2 separate regions of the Homo sapiens genome follow, and region 1 is linked to region 2. The links are chromatin loops, found by intact Hi-C in ENCODE. Cell type or tissue: PC-9. All regions are shown on one strand. Each heading gives the region's core, and the rest is flanking DNA. Links, peaks and the distances in the headings are about the cores only.

Region 1 (9,245 bases), core at 647-8,646, 46 kb after region 2:
TTATTAAAAAGTCAAAAAACAACAAATGTTGGCAAGGATGCAGAGAAAAAGAAATACTTATACACTGTTGGTGGGAATGTAAATTAGTACAACTGCTGTGGAAAATAATGGAGATTTCTCAAAGAACTAAAAATAGAACTACCATTCAGTCTGGCAGTCCCACTACTGGGTATCTACCCAGAGGAAAGAAATCATTACATCAAAAAAGATACCTGCACTCATATGTTTATCTCAGCACTATTCACAATAGCAGAGATATGGACTCAACCTAAGTGTCCATCAACAGATAACTGGATACAGAAAATGTGATATAATACACACACACACACACACACGTACGTATATAAAACGGAATATTATTCAGCTGTTAAAAAGAATGAAATTATGTCTTTTGCCGCAACATGGATGGAACTGGAAGCCATTATCTTAAGCGTAACTACTCAGACACAGGAAGACATAGGAAGTGCATATTCCCACTTATAAGTGGGACCTAAATAATGTGTACAAATGGACATAGAATGTGGAATGATAGACATTAGAGACTCAGAAGGATGCTGGAGCAGAAGGGGATGAATGATGAGAAATTACTTAGTGGATACATTGTACATTATTCCAGTGATGGATACACTAAAAGTCCAAACTTCACCACTATGCAATATATCCGTGTAATAAAAATGCACTTGTACCACTTAAATTTATACAAAAAACAACTAAAAAAACTAACAACAACAACAAAAAACCCAGTATGTCTTGGAAACCTCTCCATATTGGTATGTAAAGATCTTTCTCACACCTTACTGCAACTTCAGAGCCCTCCATCGTATGGATGTGCTATATTTAAGCACTCTCCTATGTATGGACATTTAGGTTGTTTCTAATATTTTGGAATTATAAATAATACTACAATGAATAAAACTGTGAATATGTATTTTTGTCTCATTTGTTGGAGGTATATATTTAGAGTAGATTTATAGAAGTGGCATTGCTGGGCCAAAAGATGGGGGAATATGTAGTTTTGTTAGACATTGCTAAATTCCCCTCTGGAAGCTTTGTGCCAATTCGTGTTCCTATCATCAATGTATGGGAGTGTCTGTTTCTACTGTCTTAAAAAACAAATATGTTGCCTTACTTTTTCATTGTTTGCCATCTAGTAGGTGAGAAATGGTATCTTGGTGTTGTTCTAATTTGCATTTCTCTAGTTACAAGTTCGAACATTTTTTATATGTGTAAAGATCAATTTTTAGATTTTTTTTAAAAACATGAATTGCCTGTTCTTGTCCTTTCATTTTTTCTATCAGAGTATAAAGAGTTTTTTTTTTATTTGTATAAAGAGTTCTTTTTACATTAAGGATATTTATGCTTTATCTCTGATATAGGTTGTGAATATTTTCTTCTAGTTTGTCAATTGTCTTATGACTTTGCTTATGGTGCTTTTTTTGTCATGGAAAAATGATTTTTTGTTTTTATGTTAGTCAAATTTATCCAGCTTATTGCCTCTGGATATGGAGTCATAATTAGAAAGTCTTTGTCTTTACCAAGGCTAAAGAGGAATTCACCCATGTTTTCTTTTAGTACTTGTATGATTTCATTTTGTACTTTTATATTACTATTCCATTTGGAGTTCATTCTTGTCTATAGTATAAGATATGGATCGAATTTTCTCTTTTTCCAGAGATGCCTAGGCTACCCCACTGTCCCAAAGCCATTTATTGAAAGTTTATCTTTGCTCCAGTGATTTGAAATGCCAACTTCATCATATACTAAATTTCCATATGTACTTCCTTTGGTCTGTTTCTGGGCTTTCTAGTCTATTCCTCTGGTCTATTTGTCTATGCACAAGTACCACCCTGCTAAAATTAATTTTTAAAATTATGGTTTAAAAATTATCAAAATTGTAGTTTAGAATAAGTATAGTTTTTAAAAAATGAAAAATATATTGTCCCTGAGTCTAACATTCAAACAATTGGATTTCATATTTTAAAATTATCTTTCAGTTTTTCTCCATACATACATCTGTAAATACAGATGTATGCATGTATGTGTGCATATATGTAGTGTTTTTGCCATGGAAAAATAGCTTTTTGTTTTTACGAAGTCAAATTTGTCTCTCTCTCTCTCTCTCTACATATATATGTATATACACATATGTATATACAGAGTTGTAATCATGGAATATTTTATACAAAGCTTTTTTCATTATTTTTCTCTTATATTGTTTTCCTTGTATTTTTCATACTTGCATCGTCTTTGTCATCATTTTTGATAGCAATATATACTGTTTTATTGAGCTGATGTCATAAGTTACTTAATACAATTGTATTTAGAAAATTTCTATTGTTTGAGTCATCATCTTTAAGTATATAGCTTTTTTCCACATCTTAATTATTTTATCAGGATAAATCAGGCAGACATTTACTGTCAAAGGATATAACACATTTTATGCCTCTGAATACCTAATTCTACAGAGTTTTGAAAAAACATATTAATTTAAAATGTTATCAGTAAGGTAGTTTTGCCTCAAATTTCTCAGCATTGGATAAATGATTTTTGAATAACCTGTAGAATATGTAAAACTTCAGGTTTTCTTAAAGCACTCTGAATTTGGCAGTATTTAGGCATTTGTTTCTTACTCGTTTATCTTAATATTTCCATTAGTGGCATCCATACAGCTGATCCTTCTCTCTTAGCTTCTGAAATGGTTCGCTCTCTTGGTTTACCCCTTACCATTGCACTCTCCTACCTCCCTGTCCACTTTTCTCCTGAGTCCTCTGGAATTTTTTTCTCCTCCATTACCCAACCCCAAAGCTTGGTCCTGAACCATTTTCTTTGCTTTCTACTCTCTTCGTTGCTGAACACTTTCATTTTCATGGCTTTAAATATGATCAGTATGCTGATTACTCCCACATCTGTGTCTCTAGCCCTGACTTCATGGAGCCCCAGCCTGCCTGCATGAATGGCACCTCTATCTGGAGGTCTCATAGGCATCTCAGATGTAATGTCCAAGACTGAACTCTGGATCCACAGCAAGTGCAAATGTTCTCTGTCCCAGTAGACAGCATCACTGTCCACCTGACTGTTCCAGGTCTCCTTCGCTTACTAGCCACAAACTTCTTTCAGCAAGTTCCAGCTTCTACTGCAAACATGTATCTAGGCTTCACCCACTTTTCTTTTTTTCCTCAGTCATCCCCCAGGAAAAGCTACCACCATCTCTGACTTGGATAACTCACCAGCCTCCTTTTTGGTCTCCTTGCTTCCATTCTTGCTTTCTGCAGTCTCTTCTCCATGTGGCAGCTGGGGTGATGTTTATAAAAATCTGCAGTGGAGTCTAATTATGCTTAGGCTGAAACTTAGCCTTCTTTCTTTGGTGTAGGAGGCCCTGCATTGTGCCCGCCAGCCTGTCCTTTCCTCCTTCTCCCTACTGCACTCCAGCTACTCCAGCCTCCTTTCTGCTCCCAAAGTATTTTTTTGGTTTGATTTCTTATTTTTTTGTGTATCACTAACCCTCTCTGTTATTTTGTGGGCTTCATGAAGGCAGGGGTCTTGACTATTTTATTTACCAACAAATACTCAACACTTAGTCCAGTGCCTGTCACACAGTAGATGACTGATAGATGTCATTGAATGAATGAGCCCTCTCTGTGGATAGTAAATAAACTAGGAGGTACATAGACGATTTACTGTAGACAGCTTCTGATTTCAGAATGTGGGGTGCCTCTTAGGGCCTGTCTCTTCCTTTGGAAGGGGAGTATCATGTATGGAAGGCTTTCTTCTCTGCATTGGGGTTCTTCAGATGTCCTCAACCACTGCAGTAAAGGCTGGTGGCTGGTGTGGACGACTTGGTTCTAGGAGGTTCCTTAAGGTGTAAGTGCTTCGCTAAGGAGCTACAGAAACATGCATTATCTGGGACTATTTATGGGGCTGGTTATTTAAAAAAAAAAAAAAAGCAAAGATCAATATCATTTTCCATCCTGGAACATTGCCCTTAAAGTGTGTTTTTGGAAATCAAAGTGTATTCCACTAGTATATCTATCAGAGAGGTATAGCTATTATATAGCAATGGGGAAAACGGACATGAACTGCTGAGGCAGGATTAATTTGAGTGGGAAACATGCTCAGATTCTTAAATTTAGGTTTTAGTCCTATTACAAGAAAAATATATTTCTTTTGAAAGATCTCAAGCACTTAGCACTAGTATATCAGTTTTGGTTAAGGACAGGACACGTTTCTCTACCTTGAAACCACCTAGAACAATGCAAGTTAGCAGCATCATTGGTCTGTTGCTGAACAGTTGTGACCCTGTTAGGAAGGGTTTCTGATCTTCCGGACTTTTTTCCAACACTGACACTTATTCAAATTTAATTACTATCACGTTTGCCTTGTGAAATGTGGCATCTAGTAAGCAATTGAAACTGAAGTTTATAGGTTATTATATTAAAAACCTAGCTGATCTAGTCAATGTTCATTTTTTTAAACAGTTATGAGAAGATTCCTATATCGGATTCCATTGATGTTCATAATGATGATTTGTTCCATTTTGGAGGTTCCTATTGCCTTAGCAATTGTTTGACATTTAGGGTTAGTAAGGCCATATTTTTAGTTTTAATTTTAGTGCTTTTTTGTTTTTGTTTTTGTTTTTTTTGAGACAACGTCTTGCTCTGTTGCCCAGACTGGAATATATAGAGTAGCATGATCATAGCTCATTTCAACCTGGAACGCCTAGGCTCAGGCAATCCTCCCACCTCAGCCTCCTGAGTAGCTGGGATTATAGGAATGAGCCACTGCACCTAGCTAATTTTAAACCTTTTTGTAGAAACAAGGTCTCACTATGTTGCCCAGACTGGTCTCGAACTCTGAGCTTCAAGTGATTCTCTTGCCTTGGCCTCCCAAGGTGCTGGGATTACAGGCATGAGCCACCATGCCTGGCTCATATTTTTAATAGTTTAATTTTAAAAGCTCTATTTTTGTTTGAAATAACTTGTATTTTAATAACACTTTAGTATTTTTGGAGAATGTGAGAACTTGGAGAGATTGCTGAAATGCAGTGCCCTCATCCTGTAGCTGAGTATGCAAGTCACCCATATTGGTGAAGTGACTGCCTCCGGAAACTCAGTGAGGAGCTGCGCTTCTAGGGCTAGGAGCTGACTCCCAGTCCAGTGCTCCTGAATAAGCTGCACCACCTTATTCTTCCCTTTACCCCTTTACTGTCTGCCATCCCTGTAAGCTCAGTGAGAGTGGGGACCCCGTCTGTCCTCCTCTGCTGAATCCTCTGAAGAGATCATAAAGCCAGCACATTGTGGGTGAAAAACTAATATTTGCCAAAAATGTTAGCTTCCCTTTTCTTGCCATCTGTTGGTGGGTTCACAGCTTTCATAGTATTTCTGAAGGACTGAATGTAGATCATGTACAGTTGGCACATTCTCCAGTGGGAATCCTGGGGGCTAAATGACTTATTTCCTTGCAGGTGGAAGCTGCACCCGCCCACACGGGCTGCCCGCTGCATACTCAGCATTGCTCACTTTTATCTTGCATTGTTATGTACACACTGTCAGCTGCTCTGCATTCCTAGTGGAAAATTTACATTCCACTGCCTAGATATGTTTGATAACCAAAATCCCATTTGGGAAAATAAAACAAAAACAAAAAATGGCAATGGTGAAATCTAAGTATGGTGTAGTAAGTTAAGAAAGAATACAAAAGAAAAGACAAACAATCCCCAAATACTTTTATTTTTTTTTTCCCCAGTGCTTGCTTAGTGGCAGTTCCTGTAGACTTCTGAGAATTCTCTTGAGTTAATTGGTTATTTTTTAACTTTATGGGGGCCATATTATTCTCTTAAGCATAGCATTAGGGAAACCCATGGGCATTTACTTGTGAATACCTTAACAAGTATTCAAGTAACATTTATTTTCTTGTAAGTGCCCATTGCAAATAATTATTTTTAGAATAAGTTAGTACACTTGAGGCTTAACATTATATATTCAGAATGCTTAGGATCATCTGTGGAAATATTTCTGTGGTGATATATTCCACAGAAAACAATAAAGAGAAAAATCAAACCAGAATTTCAATAGCTTAAAAATTTGTGGTATGAAAACTGATTTGAAGCATCAAAATTTCCTGAGAAGACTTAGGAATATAAACATTTACTTAATATATACTTACATTGAAGAGTTTTCCAAAGAAGGTATTACTTATGATGGGTATCTTATCTTCTGGGTCATTTTTAGGTTAAAAAAGAAATATTTTACTTTGCTTTGTTTTGAATAGCATATCATCTGTTTGTTTGTTAATTTGGTTTGAGTTGTTTTCCTGTCTCAGTGAATGGAGGTATTCATTTAGATCACAGTACAAAAGGCAAAATATGCAAACCGATGCTATGGTATCCATTATTGGGAGGAAAATAGCCATCTGAATAAGGAATGATAATCCACACTTGACAGATAAGCCCTAACCTTTCCTTTGGAAATCAGCCTGTGTACTGGGTACAGCAACATGGGGACCAATAGGACCCAGGTAGAGATGAGTGGTTTCATCAGCTCATAGAAACTAACTGGACCCTTCTGGGAATGTTCCAGACAGCTTGTTCGTTATAATTAAAGACATATTCTCTAACTAGTTTCTCACTGGTTAGTGCAATTGGAATTTAAAAAAAAATATTATTATATAACAATGCCGGTAAAGAGATTCTTTCCAAAATATTTCCGTGGCTGGCCTGATTTTGCCACCATCCCTGGATTATGGAATTTCTAGAAGTTACTGGGATTAACAGATTTTAATTTTCATTCCACTGAGGTGTTACGTGTCCATGTGAAGAGACCACCAAACAGGCTTTGTGTGAGCAATAAAGCTTTTTAATCACCTGGGTGCAGTCAGACTGAGTCCGAAAAAGGAGTCAGCAAAGGGAGATGGGGTGAGGCAGTTTTACAGGATTTGGGTAGGTAGTGGAAAATTGCAGTTAAGGGGAGTTGTTCTCTTGCAGGCGGGGGTGGGGGTCACAAGGTGCTCGGTGGGGAGCTCCTGAGACTCACTGTCCAGGAGAAGGAATGTCACAAGGTCAATTGGTCAGTTAGGGTGGGGCAGGAACAAATCACAATGGTGGAATGTCATCAGTTAAGGCAGGAACTGGCTATTTTCACTTCTTTTGTGGTTCTTCAGTTGCTTCAGGCCATCTGAATGCATATGTGCAGGTCACAGGGGATATGATGGCTTAGCTTGGGCTCAGAGGCCTGACATCAGGTTGTACATAAATTGTACTGTTAGCCTCATGTGAAGAATATTTGATAGTAGTCAAGGGGAGACAGACTTGGGTGAACGTGAGAACGTATGTGCTGCAAGGCACAGTAGGAAGAACTCTGGTTTGGAAGTCAGAAGTGGATTCATGTGACTGCTTCTTTGCTTACTGCATGACCTTGAGAGATGGGGAGGCTCATCTTTTCCCATCTATACAATTAGAGTAATGGTAGCCTCATAAGGTTATTTTGAGGAACAAATGTGAATATAAATGAAAACCTTTTGTAAATTCTGATGTGTTTTACAACTGTAAATTTATTAGAAAATAACTACCTTAGAATGATATTGTGAAAAGTCAAAGTAACATATGGAAAGTATTTGATGCAGTTCTGGGCATAATATATGCTCAAAAATTGGTGTCCTAATTGTTGTTTAATTAAAGTATGTACTGAGCAAATTCTGTATTCAAAGCACCAATAATAGGTTTTTTGGTTATAGATAAGGCTGTTTACTAAGAAAACAAATAAATATGCAGTCTACATAAATATTGATGCCATTGGGGAATATGTTAACTTTATAAAAAGTATTGTATAAAAAGTATTGCATGAAAAGTTCAGACAAAATGATTTGCATTTTGGAAGAGAGAAATTATCCAGCCAAGTGAATGGTAAATGTGGCAATAGGAGAAATAAGGTTACAGTGTGGTAGGATGGGGTCAGCTCAAATATGATCCAAATAATCAAGTCCAGTCCAAGACACGAGGACATCATCTGAAGCCAGTGGCAGCTTTTATAGGTGTTTGCAGAGAGACATCACATGTTTGGGTCTGTGCTTCAGGAAGATGAATTCACACAGAGTTGGATGAGAGAGGAAAGATGCTAGAGGCAGGAATCCTGGTTAGACCATGCTAGGTGCAGCTCCTAGAGGATTTGTGAGGACCTGGCCTTGGGCTGTGGGGGCAGGTAAGAAGGGGACAGATAAAATAATTTTGAGTGGGGAGAGCTCTGGGATTTCATCAGTGGTAACGATGTGTCCTGTGGTAACATTTTCTTGCAACTGCTTTGAAAAAAAATGCAGGTGATTTATGAAAACTGAATAATGCAAAACAAATTTCTTATGTTTTAGTGACTCTGCTGACTTGATGACTGTTTAGGTATAGACAGACTTTTACAAATCTTAGTTTTAATGAAAAGCATTAGACATATCCAGCTGGGTATACAGATTTGGTGTCAGGAGAAAAATTTGGACTAGAGATAGGGATTTGGTTGTCATTGGCAAAATGATGTTGGTCATAAACAACATGGCATGTGATAAATTTGACCAAGAGAGTGTTTGGGTTAAAAGCCGGGAAGGCAGAGATGGAATTCTTGGGGGGAAATACCAACATTTAATGTGAGCCAAGGAGGAGGAGTTGTTGGTATAGGAAACTGAGAATGGTCACAGAAGGATGGGGTTCAGAGACAACATATTGCTGAACTGTGATGGAGTATCCAGTTATGCAGTTAGTATTTTCCTTTGATACCATAGAAGATTATATACCCAAAATACCCGGGAGCTGTACTATTTCAGATTAACAATACTTATTTAATTTTCTGGAGCTTAATTTTTTGGAGCTCGATTTTCTTACATCCAAAAGAGCACAATACTAGAAAAAGATATTTTAGCACATCAGATATTATATGGGATATAATGTTCTCTAAGACATAGCCAAGTATAAAAAGTATATTTGTTTAAAAAACACTTTAATACAAATCTACTATGAAAATTAATCAAGAAAATGGATATTATGTTTCTTTTGTAATTTTGCATTGACCAAAAACATCTGAATTTACTTGATTAATATTTATCTGGTATATCTTTTTCCATAGTTTTAACCTACCCATATCTTGTTTTTGTCTTTTTTTTAATTATTATTTTTTTAATAGACAGGGTCTCACTATGTTGCCCAAGCTGGTCCTGAACTCCTGGGCTCAAGCAGTCCTCCCATTTCAGCCTGCCAAACTGCTGGGATTATG
Region 2 (9,245 bases), core at 628-8,627:
CATTACCAGAACTAATTGAATTCACCTGACAAGAGGCTTGTCAGAGAGTCACCGTTACCCATGTGTAGGTCCAAGAAACAGTCTCAAGGCCCTCAAGTTCCTGTTCTTTTTGAGGCTAAGATGTGAAAACCAATTGTAAAGGTGACACTTTTTAAGGAAAAACTAGCAGAATATGTCTCACATTTAATACATATCTCTGTTGCCTTGAAAGGATATTAAAACTCAATACTGGCTAAGAGAGCTTGGTTTCCTGTGTAGGTGCACACCTCTGCACGTGGCTGTGCATTTTCTGTGGAAGCTAAGCAATTAGTCTTAGAATCTCTTCGGTTGTCAAGGACTGTACTTTTTTTTTTTTTGCTGATCTGAAAATATGTTTCCTTCTACAGGAGCATTTTCCAGTTTTTGAAGTTTTAGGTTAATTTTTAAACTTAATATATTTTCCTTTTGTTTATGCATTCATGAAATAATTATTTAATACTTACTATGTTCCAGCCTCTGTGCTAGGTACTAGTAAGACATTGATGAATAAAATGAACACAATCCTTTTCCTTAGGGAATTTATACATATAAACATTTAACTCTACAAAGATTAAACATGTAATTATATAAAGCTTTACAATTAAACATATAATTATATGAAGATTTGTAATTACGTAGCCAGGCATGGTGACTTGTACCTGTAGTCCTACCTACTTGGGAGGCTGAGGTGGGAGGATCACCTGAGCCTATGAGGTCAAGGCTGCAGTATGTTATGCTCATGCCTTTGAGTAACCACTGCTCTCCAGCCTGGGCAACATAGTGAGATCCCATCTTTTAAAAATAAATAAACATTTAAAAATTTATACTTATAATTGATAAAACCTATAGAGAAAAAATATGTAATATGTTGGGGGTTTATCCTGATCTGGGGAGTGGGGTAGAGAAGATTTCCTGGGGAACTGACATTTAAGTTGGAACTTGATCTATAGAGGGAGTTGGAAGGAGCCAAATAAATAGGAATGGGGGGATAAGGGGCTGTAAAGTACATCCAAAGGGATTTTAAAGGAAGCGATGGTACAAGTCTTCACTTTGGAGAGCCATAGGAAGATTTGCGTGAGAAGAGATGGAAACTAAAGCAACAAGAGTAGTATATTTATGGCTTTGTCATCAAAGTTGATGATATTGGATTTCACTGTAAGAGAAATGATAAGGATTTGAAGAATTTTAAGCTGGAAAGTGAAATGGATAGATCTGTGTTTTCAGCGACCTTTCAGGATGACTGTTCTGTGGAGAATGGATAATAGGGAAGCAAACTGGAGACAGGGTTACCTCTTAGGGGATGATGATGCCTTGAATTCAAAATGTGGAAATGGGTTTGGAGATAAGTGGATGGATTTAAAAAATATTTGAGAGATAGAATTGATAGAACTTGGTGATTAGTTGAAGAGCCCTTATAAACCTAGGGTGCAATGTGGTCTGGTTTTAGCACAGTATTACATCAAAATAAATATTGCTTAAGCAGAAATATATAATTGAAAGCATTTCAGAGATCTAGGCTCTTGAGGAAACAGCAAATGCCTTGTTGGTATTATTATTTTTCTTTTTGATTTTTTGAGACAGGGTCTTATTCTGTTACCCAGGCTGCAGTGTAACGGCATGAGCATGGCTCACTGCAGCCTCAACTTCCCAGGCTCTGATGATTCTCCCACCTCAGTCTCCTGAGTAGCTGGGACTACAGGAGCATGCCACTATGCCCTGATAATTTTTTTAGTTTTTTGTTTTTTTAGAGATGGGGTTTTGCCATGTTGGCCAGGCTGGTCTCAAACTGCTGGGCTCAAGCAATCCACCTGCCTCAGCATCTCAAAGTGCTGGGATTACAGGCTTGAGCCACCGTGCCCTGCTGGTGGTATTATTTTTAATGCACAGCAACACTTCTTTAAGAATCTTCTTTGGCCATCTCTCTCATTCTCAATGCCTTTCATATACTTAGGAAGAAGCTAAAATACAAAAACTCTCCCCTCCTTTCCTATGTGTGTTCTCAAACATTCCCTTGCATCCATCTGAAGCTCCTCATTCCTTAGCATTCCGCTCCTCATTCTACCTCAGCTCTTCGTGATCAGGGTTTATCTAACCTTTCTGGCTTCTTAAAGCCTTCTCACTTTGCTCAGTGTTCGGACTTTGCACAAGAGAGAAGAGCTCCAAAACCAATTCAGCAAGCATCTGGAGCAGGGAGAGAGATTGCAAATATCTGACTGTTTTTGTTGTTCCTCTGCCACAGTTAAATGTGTTCTGTGAAGAAGAGAAATGTATATGTTCTAGCTTTGAGCAAATGAGTAGATGAGGGTCCATTTGTGGAGACAGGAAACATAGGAAAAGTGATTTTGAGGAAAACTTGAGATCCCGTGAACGTTTCGAGTCTAGGCTGCCTTTTAGATGGTCTAGAGAAGCTGTCAGGAGAATTGTGTGCCTGGAACTGCCTTGTTCTGGCGTGTGAGGCAACTGTTAAATTCTCAGGAATTGTAAACATGGGCATTGTTAAAAAGTAATTTTATAAATATACGATTAAATAAAAAATAATTGTATAAATATACAATTAAATAAAAAATAATTGTATAAATATACAATTAAATAAAAAAATTGTATAAATATACAATTAAATAAAAAATAATTGTATAAATATACAATTAAATAAAAAATAATTGTATAAATATACAATTAAATAAAAAATAATTGTATAAACATACAATTAAATAAAAAATAATTGTATCAACATACAATTAAATAAAAAATAATTGTATCAACATACAATTAAATAAAAAATAATTGTATAAACATACAATTAAATAAAAAATAATTGTATAAATATACAATTAAATAAAAATTGTATAAATATGCAATTAAATAAAAAATAATTGTATAAATATACAATTAAATAAATTACATTGAAAACAAAGATAATAAATACTCAAAACTCATCTCCATCTACATTTTACTACTATCTGTGCTCTTAAAGTTACACAAGTCTGCTGTGCCTGCATGGTGGAAATACCATACAATGACTTGCTACTGCACATTTCATGGCTTCAGTGATGTTAGACTGGCATCTGGAAATTGGCCATATTTGGAGTAAACTACAGAGATTGGCAAATGCTATGAATTAAGGCCTTCTCTTCCCTCCTAAAAGCCAGCAGTTAAACACTTATCACCACATCATATCCAAGAGACATCTGGATAAATGAATCTAAGCTCAGGAGACACATCCGGGTTGGAGATACCGCAGTGGGAGGCATAGACTTGATGCGGGCAGCTTCATGGGCTGGCGTCAGGGTCCCCACATCAAGAAGGACCCCATGATTGGTTTAATGCTCTGCTGTTGCTAACATAAAATTCTTAATTTTTGAATAAGAGGCCACATTTTCATTTTACACTGGGCTAATATAGATGATAGGGAATTTTAGGTTGTTTGGGGAGGGGGCTACTTAATTGATTGCCTTCCATTTCCACATAACAAGTATTCTGTCTTACTCACCTATGTGGTAGCACATTTTCACAGGTATTTTCCCCATCCATCCCTCAACCTGTGCATTCTCCACAAGCAGCTCACAAAATTTCCCTTGTCTATTTCCTCCCTGTATTGTTCTCTTTGGCCTTCTTTTGAAATTTGTTAACTTTTTTTTTTTTTAACTTTCATTTTAGGTTCAGGGGTACATGTGCAGATTTGTTATATAGGTAACTCGTGTCACGGAGGTTTGTTGTACAGATTATTTCATCACCCAGGTACTAAGCCTGATACTCAACAGTTATTTTTTCTGCTCCTCTCCCTCCTCCCACGCTCCACCCTCAAGTAGGCCCCAGTATCTGTTGTTCCCTTCTTTGTGTCCGTGAGTTCTCCTCATTTAACTCCTACTTATATGTGAGAACATGCGGGTATTTGGTTTTTTGTTCCTGCGTTTGAAAACTGTTAACTTTCAAAGCATTAATGTATTACATGGCTTTAATAAAAATATTTCTTCAGAACAGAAATCTCGAAGGAAAAAAAAAGTTTCTCTCCAGATTGCAATGTCCCACACATTCATCTTTCACAGTGATATGACTGGTTATGGAGCTTGTGGAATAAGACAGAACTGGGTTTGAACTCTCTCTCTCTCTTTCGTTTTCTAATCCTTAGAATGGGTTTGAATTCCTGTGTGTGTGACCTGAGGTAAATGTCTTTGATTTCTCTACCCTTCAGTTTCCTCATCTGAGGAAAGAATAATATTTACCTCTGAAGGTTATTGTGAATATTAGATAATCTACATAAAGTGCCTTACATAATGCCTGGTCCATGGTTATAGTGTTCAATTAATGGCAGTTCTTTTTATTCGTACATGATGAGTTAGGAACACCCAGTAATTTGGACATGACACATGGTAGAAAAGTCTTAGGAGGAATGAAGGAAACACTGGCAGAGATGAGCTGCAAAATTTCAACTCTTTAAACATTTTCCTGGTGCCACAATATGTATGTCCCAGACTGGACTGGACAAAGCGACTCTTTACTGGGGCTGTTACTATTCTCACAACTCCTCTCCCTGTTATTCCTCAGACAGAGCTAACAATCTACACAAATAGCACAGATGTGGGCTCTTGGACAGCCAGTCAGACATTTAGCCTTCTTGCGGCAGTGAAAAAATCCTTTCCCTGGCGTAAAGCTTGGCACAGGGTAGGCACTCAAAATTTTGTAGGTTTTCCTTTTCACCGCCGTGGCCCCAACTAGCACAGGGCCTTGCACACAGCAGGCGTCCATTTACTGAATGAGCGCATGATGAATGAGCGCATGATCATGTCACCTGTTTCTCCCTCTTCCTCCAAACCCCTGTTCTTCCGCCTCTGCCCCACGCAGCCAGCATATCCCAAGGAGCCAGGCGCAAGCCAGGCCTGGTTCACTGACTCGCTCCCCGCGCGAGGCTGCGGTTGCTATGGAAACAGCGGGAAATAACAACTCCGTTCCCCTTGGGTGAGAGAGGCCCGCAGAGGTAACAGCAGCTGGAGGAACAGCGTGAGCGGCGCGCAGCCGCCGCAGAGTTCACCACTGTGCCACCCGAGCCGCACCGCCCCGCCCCCGCGCGGCCGGCGCCCGAGCTCCCCTCCCCTCTCCAGCACGCGAGTGTCGGTAGGTACTACGGCGGAGGGCACCTCCTGGGCCCGCCTCCCCAACCAGGGCCCCGCTTGCGCGCTGCCTGCTGTCTTCACGTGATGCGCACCCGAGCTTCGCCGCCAGGCGGCGCTGATCATCGGGGAGGGGGTTAGGGGTCCTAGACACGCGAGTCTTCGCTCTGTTTCTCATTCATTCATTCATTCACTTAAATGTTATTTTTCCCTTCCTTCCTTCCCTCCCTCCTTCCGGGATGGGGTCTTGCTGTGCTGCTCAGGTTGGTCTCAAACTCCCGGGCTCAAGTGAGCCTCCTGCCTCAGTTTCCCAAAGTGCTGGGGTTACAGGCATGAGTCACGGTACCCGGATTCTCTCTTTCTCTCTCTGAATATATATAATATATATAAAATATATATATAAAAATATATAATATATATAAAATATATAAAAAATATATATAAAATATATATAATATATAAAATATATATAATATATTATATATAAAATATATATTATATAGTATATATAAATATATATACTATATAGTATATATAAATATATATAATATATAATATATAAAATATATATAATATATAATATATAAAATATATATAATATATAATATACATAAAATATATATAATATATAATATATATAAAAATATAAAATATATAATATATATAAAAAATATAAAATATATAATATATATAAAATATAAAATATATATTATATATAATATATAAAATATATAAAATATATAAAATATATAATATATAAAATATATATAATATATAAAATATATAAAATATATATAAAATATATAAAATATATAAAATATATAATATATATAAAATATATAATATATATAATATATAATATATAAAATATATAATATATAAAAATATATGATATATAATATATATGATATATAAAATATATAATATATATAAAATATAAAATATAAAATATATAATATATAAAATATATAATATATAATATATAATGTATAAAATATATAATATATAATATATAATATATAATATATAAAATATATAATATATAATATATATAATATATAATATATTATATATATAAATATATATAATACATATATATTATATATATTATATATAATATATAAATATATATATAAATATAATATATATATTTATATATAATATATAAAATATATATTTTATATATTATATATAAAAATATATAATATATAAATAAATAAATAAAATATATATAAAATAAAATATATAAAATATATATATAAAAAAAATATATATTTTATTTTCTAAGACAGGGTCTTGCTGTGTCGCCCAGGCTGGAGTGCAGTGGCAAAATCATAGGTTACTGCAGCCTCGACCTCCTGGGCTCAAACAATCCTCCCGCCTCAGCCTCCGAGATAGCTGGGTCCACAGGCGAATACCCTGCCCACCTACTTTTTTTTTTTTTTTTTTTTTTTAATTGTAGAGACCGGGTCAGGCTGGTCTCAAACTCCTTGCCTCAGGGGATCACAGGCGCGTTATAGAGACGGGGGCTTTCCCTGTGTTTCCCAGGCTGGTCTAGAACTCCTGGTCTTAGGCAGCCCTCCCGCCTGGGCCCCTCAAAGTACTGGAATTTGCAGGCGTAAGCCACCGCATCTGGCTTTGCACATTTATCTTCCAGCAAAGAAAAACCTGGGCAACTACATCCAGGAACTTAATTGCTTTAATTTGGGAGCAAGCAGGAGATTGAGGGGTAAAGGTGCAAGAAGAGAGAAAAGAAAAATTAGGCTGTTTGGAAAGGGTAGCACAGATATGATGTAAGAAATTGGGTTTCACCATATTTGTGTGTGTGTGTGTGTGTGCGTCCTCCTCTCTCCTGCCCTCACTAGGCGTGCCTGTTTGAAGGCCCCGCGCGTTTCCGGCTCCTGCTCAGAAGCTGTCCACCTTGATTCTGCCCGTAGCAGGTGAACCTGGTGTGGTGCGCGCACTGCGGGTCCTGATTGGCTGTGCACGCCACGGTGAAAAACTTGAGCGTCTACTCCGAGTCCTGCAAGCTCCTAGTGTCTCCTCTGGGTGGACGCCTAGGCGCACGGCCGTTACTTCTCTTTCACCTGTGGATTCGTCAGTTTCTCGTTCGTTTCAGGAGGCGATCCCGCGCCCTGGGTGCGGTGAGGCCGCTGGGACAGCGGAGGTGCCTCCCGACGCGAAGCAGCGAGCTGAGGCGGCGGCCAGCGGGGAAGATGAGCGGCAGCAGCGCCAGGTCCAGCCACCTGTCTCAGCCCGTCGTGAAGAGCGTGCTTGTGTACCGCAACGGGGACCCCTTCTACGCGGGGCGCCGCGTCGTCATCCATGAGAAGAAGGTGTCCAGCTTCGAAGTCTTCCTGAAGGAGGTGACCGGCGGCGTTCAGGCACCCTTTGGGGCCGTCAGGAACATCTACACCCCGCGGACTGGCCACCGAATCCGGAAGCTAGACCAGATCCAGAGCGGGGGCAATTACGTGGCTGGAGGCCAGGAAGCCTTCAAGAAACTCAAGTGAGTCGGTCTCCCCCACCGCCCACCCATTTAGGTGCCCTATAGTGTGGGGTTGATATGAAGAAATGCAGATCCCTACCCCCCCACACCTCAGTGGTTGAGGGGCTGTGACTTCTCGGTGTGATTGATGCCCCTCAAAACTCTCGTTGCAGTTGGGGGGTAGAGGTTGACACTGTGACTGGAGAAGGAATTTCACTTGGGTCAGCAGTAGGAGTAAACTTAAAATCTGTGTATAAACAACAGGAATCTTAAAGAAAATAAAAAGGTATCCTTGCAAAGGTTAGTGACCAAACTGATACTTTTGCGTTTTCTGTTCAGTTTTTTCTTTCCTTTTCCTTATTTTTTTTCCTTGGAAATCCATCCTTTTAATTTAAATAAACATTCTTAAAAATCACTTCCAAGTGTTGGACACTATATTGTCACCAGAGGAGAAAATTGCTCTGCATTTCCCGTACTGTTTAAATTATTTCAACCTTTCATTCCAAGTAGAATTGACAACACTCACTTTTGTGACCCTGCTCCCACCCCCTGCATGTTTATGCTGTTAGCATAATGCAGGAAGAGTTTACTGGCTGACTGTATTTGTCGACTGTCTGTCTCCAGCAACGTGATTAGACCTTCAAGGGCAGGGGTCCTTATTCCCAGCTCTTGAGCTCACTCATAGTGAGTGTTCAGTGAATTAAGAAACCGTCAGTTCAGGGAACAAAGATGAGCAAGGCATGATTCCTTGTCTTTAGGAGCTTTCAGTCTAACTGGACTACCTGCACACTAACAATTTTAATGCAAGCTACAAAGGGATATGTGCATAGAAAAATAAAGTTATGTGGGAATTGTGAGTTGAGAGTTGGTTGGGGTGGTCATTATAGGACAGGTAGAATTTTACATTCCATTTTTTTTTTACAGCTTTATTGAGATAGATTTCTCATGGCATGAAGTCCAACCATTTCATTGGCTTTCAGTGTATTCAGAGTTGTGCAACCATCACCACCAACTAATTGTAGTTCATTTCCACCCCTCCCGCCAAAACATTTGTACCTCCCAGTTTCCTCTGTCCCCTGTCATCTGGAAACCACTAATCTATTTTCTGAATCTATGGATTTGTCTATTCTGGACATATCATATAAATGGAATCATACGGTATATGGTCTTTATGTCTGGCTTATTTCACTTACTGTAACATTTTCAAGGTTCATCCATGTTGTATCATACATCAATACTTCATTCTTTTTATTGTTGAATAACATTCCATGATTTGGGTATATTACCTTTTATATCCATGCTTATCCATTTATCAGTTTGATGTATATTTGGGTTGTTTCACATTTTAACTATTATGAATAATGCATCTATGAATATTTGTGTACAAGTTTTCATTTCTCTTTGGTGTATACCTAAGAGTGAAATTGCTGGATCACATGGTAACTCTGTATTCCATAGTTTAATAGAACATTTTAATTGAAATTCATCTTGGGCCCCAGGATAGAAAAAAGCCTTGACCATAAATCTAAGCTTATGAATTCATAAGCATTATTGGATTCTTAATAATTAAAATTCAAATAAAGTCTTATAACTACATAGAAATATTTTTCAAAATATCACTAAAATTCTTG

Evidence for each region. Peaks named below come from ENCODE experiments on the same cell type or tissue, not always from the same donor. Only the 100,000 strongest peaks of a DNase experiment are listed, where the experiment ranks them.
Region 1: it touches region 2 in a loop (2.4-fold over the local background); 4 of 110 quality-filtered maps call a loop at or near these places.

The regions. Positions count from the first base shown.
Region 1 is chr6:24,309,871-24,319,115 of GRCh38, reverse strand. The region is part of intron 2 of DCDC2 (doublecortin domain containing 2); the gene reads left to right. Among named protein-coding and RNA genes, the nearest start is that of KAAG1, 42 kb to the left of the region's middle. In PC-9, for the core only: no CTCF peak of the experiment used is centred there; a DNase peak (open chromatin) is centred at 5,515; H3K4me3 peaks cover 261 bases.
Region 2 is chr6:24,355,848-24,365,092 of GRCh38, reverse strand. DCDC2 (doublecortin domain containing 2) reads left to right here and starts at 7,034. Exons shown (of 10, transcript NM_016356.5): 1 at 7,034-7,635. The coding sequence starts at 7,343. KAAG1 (kidney associated DCDC2 antisense RNA 1) reads right to left here and starts at 8,190. Exons shown (of 1, transcript NR_174942.1): 1 at 6,808-8,190. RefSeq lists enhancers at 4,798-4,887, 4,721-5,309 and a silencer at 5,028-5,177. In PC-9, for the core only: CTCF peaks have their summits at 5,058 and 5,265 (motif pointing right); DNase peaks (open chromatin) are centred at 5,002 and 7,042; H3K4me3 peaks cover 3,326 bases; H3K27ac peaks cover 1,118 bases.